2 separate regions of the Homo sapiens genome follow, and region 2 is linked to region 1. Evidence: read pairs that join two places in POLR2A ChIA-PET (ENCODE). Cell type or tissue: Panc1. All regions are shown on one strand. Each heading gives the region's core, and the rest is flanking DNA. Links, peaks and the distances in the headings are about the cores only.

What was found. ChIA-PET counts read pairs that join two places held together with the same protein. Peaks named below come from ENCODE experiments on the same cell type or tissue, not always from the same donor. Only the 100,000 strongest peaks of a DNase experiment are listed, where the experiment ranks them.
Region 2: POLR2A ChIA-PET joins it to region 1 with 7 read pairs; 2 of 35 experiments call an interaction of 5 or more read pairs at or near these places.

Annotation. Positions count from the first base shown.
Region 1 is chr11:102,709,434-102,712,354 of GRCh38, reverse strand. MMP8 (matrix metallopeptidase 8) reads left to right here. Exons shown (of 10, transcript NM_002424.3): 10 at 1-559. Among named protein-coding and RNA genes, the nearest start is that of MMP27, 5.1 kb to the right of the region's middle. In Panc1, for the core only: no CTCF peak of the experiment used is centred there; no DNase peak of the experiment used is centred there; H3K27me3 peaks cover 258 bases.
Region 2 is chr11:102,259,819-102,262,739 of GRCh38, reverse strand. No RefSeq gene overlaps it. Among named protein-coding and RNA genes, the nearest start is that of BIRC3, 56 kb to the left of the region's middle. RefSeq lists an enhancer at 1,259-1,763. In Panc1, for the core only: no CTCF peak of the experiment used is centred there; no DNase peak of the experiment used is centred there; H3K27ac peaks cover 398 bases.

The sequences.
Region 1 (2,921 bases), core at 243-2,742:
ATGCAGAAGTAGAACCCTTGCTAAGGACTACTGGGCATCTTCCCAGGACAGCAGCCAAAAGAGAACCACCACTTCCTCTCCTGCCTCCTCCTTGCTCTCTCCTAGAGTCCAAACCCAAATGGGCCAGTTGGATCTGATGTTCGTCAGTTCTTTACTTCTATTTCCTGGGGTACTCAGGAGGGCACACACTATAGATAACTTGGGTTAGCTGCATAAAATTCAATGTCTCATTAAGTTGCATTAAACTGAGCTTAGATGTGTAAGTTTGCTAACGGATGGGTTTTTTTGTTAAGAACTATAGGATTTATGGGACCAAGTCTAGCGAGTCCAGATATCAAAATCATTATAATGTTATATTTGCTGTTATTAGAATATAATATAGCTTATTATACAATAAATATGTAGACTGTAAAATATATTTCTCACTAGTACCTCCTATTTTCTTTCTCTGTTGAAGTTTTTAAATCCCACAGATAATTAAATTGGCACCTTTATGCTTGTTCAAAAATTAAAATAATCTATTAAATAAGTTCAAATTAAAGATTTTTACTTCAAATGACTGATTTGTGATTTGCTTTTAATTTCTTAAAATGTTACCACATAATTCATCTAAAGTATAAAAAGGAATAGCAAATTTTAGATGTTGTGCAGATATATAATGCTTGTGTCAGAATTATTATAATATTGATAATAAACTTTAGATATTGCTTCAGAGTGTGTGAAATATTTTATAAATATTTGAGGTCCTCAAAAATTTCCTCAAGTATGTTAATACATTATTCTCAAATTATTTTACAAAATAAGAAAACTGAAACAAGTATATATTATCATTCCATTCATTGATTTATTCAGCAAGAATTAACTACCTACCTACTATTAATTATGTTTCAGGGACTGTGCTAAGAAAAGTGAGAGAGATGTATAAGCGATTCATCATATCAACGTAACAAATGCAAAAGGATCTATAAGAATTGAATATTCCATTTTTAATAGTAGCATCAATTTCAGACTATCATGTTTCCTAAAACTTTCTATAATGCCAGTTATGAAAGTTTTAGGAAAATGCAGGCATGAAAATGAGTGTCTTATCTTCTCAGAACACCTGCTAGTTGTGCTGGCTATGATAGACTCTTGGCTCAAACCTCATCTATACATCTTTGAGATGAGGACTGATCTCATACTATTTTTTAACCACATTTGACAGAGTCATAGACAGTAAACTGTAATATGAAGTGTAATAAAGAATTCAGAGTTATTCCTTTTAAAAAAATTATCTTGTTGACAACATGTAGTATTTTCCAGCTATTACATTGATATTTTGAATGGGCACAAGAGATATAAAGACCTAAGCTTAGAATGCATTTATTTATTTTTTGTTTATTTATTTATTTTTGAGACAGGGTCTTGCTCTGTCACCCAGGCTGGTGTACAGTGGTGCAATCACAACTCACTGCAGCCTCAAACCCCTGGCCTCAAGCAATGCCCCACCTTAGCCTTTCAAGTATTTGGGACTACAGGCACACACCACCACACTCAGTTATTTTCTTTTGTAAAGGTGGGGTCCCACTACATTTCCCAGGCTTGTCTCAAACTCCTGGGCTCAAGTGATCCTCCTGCCTCGGCCTCCCAAAGCGCTGGGATTACAGGCTTGAGCCACCATGCCACCCTGCCTAAGCTAGAATTTAAACAATGAGATTCATGTTTATCTTAGGTTGAGATTCTTCAAAAGCAAAGCCTAAGTCAAGACATTGGTGCAATTATATTTTCAGGACACAGTCCCAGGAAGCAAGAGTGAGGTAGCAAGAAGAGTGAGTCAAAGAATGAGGAAAAGCCAATACAATTATGTGTTATCAAGGTTTCTGCTATGGGCAATTGAAGCTCAATTCCACCAGGGGCCTCTGAGAAGCCTGCAGACCAGCTTCCAGTCGTTCACATCTCCAGTGAGCAGGAGGCTGGAACATTCATCCTTCAGTTTCCATTCCCCATTGGATGAGGATGTTCCCTGAGAGTGTTAACTTCTTTACACTTCCAGGCTGTACTGTCATGCTGACCTGGAAGGCTTGATGGCATCTCAATGCTCTGGGAAGAAAGCAAAAAGACACACAGTCTGTGCTTAAAGTTGTATTAGGTTGGTGCAAAAGTAACCACAATTACTTTTGCACTTTGTCAGAGCAAAGTGAGTTACACAAACCAGTCCACCCCTTGTGCAACTAAATTAATGCTGTGGGTATGTGGCAGAGGACATCAGAAGAATCTCCTACAGCTTTGTTCCTTGGAGATTTAAATGATGGGAAATTGGATGAGCTTTCTCTGGAGTAACTTACCAGCCTCAGAAAAAAAAGAAATTACAGATACCAACACTGGAGAAATCTCAGTGTGGCAGGGCTGCTAATGACCTATCTTAACCTTCAGTCTACACTTCTTCTGCAGTGAGACTCCAATTTCATTTGAGGTAGCAATGCGTCATATTTTGTAGCCTTGCTTACAGCTAGGCTTACAGCTGGATATGGCCATGTGTTTATTTCTAGCCAAAATGTGTAAGCAGAATGTTGTGTGGGGCTTCTGGAAAGGGACTGGAAAATTACTTTTTCTCTGCCTTCCTCCTTCTTTCTGCCTGTAATGCAGATGTAATGGCTAGAGGTTGAGAAGGCAGCTGACTCATGAGGCATTGTACTGACAGAGTGGTGTAGCAAGGTAGATGTTGCCTACCCTTGATGATATGGAGCTGTCAAACAAACCCTAGGCTTCCAAATCTGGGCACTTTTTTTTAATGTGAGGCAAAAATACATTTTTATTTAACTAAGCATCTGTTATTTTGGGTTTTTGTGTTACATTCAACCAAATCTCATCCTGACTAATACATCACATGAAGGGTGTGGGAAGTGCCCCACCTCCCTGCAGTGAAGGTCATCAATTCACCA
Region 2 (2,921 bases), core at 266-2,765, 450 kb after region 1:
GCGCCACCACGCCCAGCTAGTTTTTGTTTTTTGTTTTTTTAGTAGAGATGGGGTTACACCATGTTGGTCAGGCTGGTCTCAATCTCCTGACCTCAAGTGATCCATCTGCCTCACCTCTCAAAGAGACGGGGTTTCACCATGTTGGCCAGGCCGGTCTCAATCTCCTGCCCTCAAGTGATCTGCCTGCCTCAGCCTCCCAAAGTGCTGGGATTACAGGTATGAGCCACCATTCCCAGGCCAATAAAAATATCTTGAATGCCTCTTTTCAATGATGAGGAGTTGGAGAGAGAAATTTCTTCTTTTGGTGAGTGTCAAGTTATACGACCCTAAGTGGCCATTTGTCATTCTTTTTTGGTTTCTCAGCATTTAAACACTGCTTTCTGTATTTGGAGAGACCCAAACCTCCACTACAGAAGCTGAAAATGCTGGGTATTTGCTTTCCCAAGCTACTTTGCAATCTAGAATAAAGACATTGACATGAAGTTTCCATTCATCAGATGAACTGGAAGCAAGTGATTCAAAAAAGCAGAAACCATACTGACTCTATTCTGGCACACGCAGCCTCCCTCCTACAGCCACTTCCCAGAGGCAGCAGGAACAGACATTTCGTGTCCTTGTCCAAAACTGATGATGTTAGAGGTGCAAGTGGCTGTGTGTGTCTGCCCAGCAGACTCACTCTGTAGCATGAGTTTGGGCACGTGTGATGGTTAATGTTGGGTGTCAGCTGAACTAGATTGAGGAGTGCCTAGATGGGACTAATGAGGCAATTACAAAGTCAGACTAAGGGGAGAGTTTTTGCTACTTTATATTAGAGGAAAAAAATAGGCTACCTAAGGTTTATTCTGAGGGCGCCAGATTAAGTAGGAAAGATGAAAACTTTAGGCTGAAATCATCAATGTGAATGAAATTATCAGAGATTCTGAAATCGCTAGGCTAGATCAAACAGCTGGGAGCAATTCTCATTGTGTGCTCCATTTCTATTTTAAAAGCTGGCCCATTGGCTGGGCGCGGTGGCTCATCTGCAATCCCAGCACTTTGGGAGGCTGAGGTGGGAGGATCATTTGAGGTCAGGAGTTCGAGACCAACCTGGCCAACATAGTGAAAACCCGTCTCTACTAAAAATACAAAAATTAGCCAGGCATGGTGGTGCAGGCCTGGAATCTCAGCTACTTTGGAGGCTAAGACACGAGAATCATTTGAACCTGGGAGGTGGAGGCTGCAGTGAGCCCAGGTGGCATCACTGCACTCCAGCCTGGGCGACAGAGTGAGACTGTGTCTCAAAACAACAACAACAAAATAGCTGGCCCACTGTGGCAAGCTATTGCCCAGACCTGCAACGACAAAGCCTCAAGCAGGCCTGAGGATGCAGAAAGGCATAAAAACAGCAGGAACCAGATTATGTCCCTGCAGTGAGATGAGAAGTTTTCTTTTTTATTTTCTGGAAATAGGTGGGACCCTTGAAATAATGGACAGCCTAAAGTGGTATCAAAGGCAGTCATGTTTCTCAACTCCATTGACCTGATGAATTCATCACTCTGGGAGGGCTGTTGAGACCACCAAACTGAGGGTACACCTCTGTAATTAACGATGGGGATCCTGGCCAGGCGCGATGGCTCAAGCCTGTAATCCCAGCTACTCCAGAGGCTGAGGCAGGAGTACCGCTTGAACCCAGGAGGCCGAGGTTGCGGTGAGCCGAGATCATGCCACTGCATTCCAGCCTGGGTGACAGAGTGAGACTCTTGTCTCCAAAAAAATAAAGTGGGGGATCCCAGCTGGGCACAGTGGCTCACGCCTATAATCCCAGCACTTTGGGAAGCCAAGGCAGGTGGATCATTTGAGGTCGGGAGTTGGAGACCAGCCTGGCCAACATGGTGAAACCCCATCTCTACTTAAAAAAATATGAAAATTATCCGGGCGTGGTGGCAGGCACCTGTAATCCCCTCTACTGGGGAGGCTGAGGCCAGAGAATCGCTTGAACCCAGGGGGCAGAGGTTGCAGTGAGCCGAGAATGTGCCAGTGTACTCCAGCCTGGGCAACAGAGGGAGACTCTGTCTCAAAAAAAAAAAATAATAATAATAATAATAATAAATACATAAGTAATTTTAAAAAGGAGATCCTGAGGTGCTCGTTTACTCACACCAACATGTATTCTTAATCATGTGTGAAGGTTTTGAAGCAATTGTAAAGTCTAGTGAGAGAAGCCTTAGCTAAGTCTGAGCTGTCATTCTCACCAATGTACAAACCTTGGTCTCCTTTGTGGTCTGCCGTAGCTTACCCATGCTAATTGAAGTTGAGGTGCCAGAAATTCCTTAGTATAATACAAAGGAAGTAATTCAAAGGCTTAGGAAAATAGGAATGCTGGAGTGGTTTTTTAATGGGTGAACTGCTCACTCCTCACCAAAATATGTCCCTTAAAGAGCTAGAAGATAGTGTTCACCAATACTTTTTTTTTTTTTTTAAAGATGGAGTCTTGCTCTTGTCACCCAGGCTGGAGTGCAGTGATGAGATTTTGGCTCACTGCAACTTCCACCTCCCGGGTTCAAACAATTCTCCTGCCTCAGTCTCCAGAGTAGCTGGGATTACAGGTGCCTGCCACCATGCCTGGCTAATTTTTTTTGTATTTTTAATAGAGAAGGGGTTTCACCATGTTGGCCAGGCTGGTCTCGAACGCCTGACCTCAGGTGATCCACCCGCCTCAGCCTCCCAAAGTGCTGGGATTACAGGTGTGAGCCACCGTGCCCGGCCAGTGTGCACCAAGACTTTGAGAAACACTGGAAAGGGAAGCACCAGCATCTTTGAATATTGCTATACTGGCCATCAGAAAAATGTCTAAATTGAAATGAGCTTCCTGATTTCTATGGGGAGAAAAAGCATGATCCAGGATGGCGGAGGTTAGGCAAAGGCATGGTGGATGTTCTTAC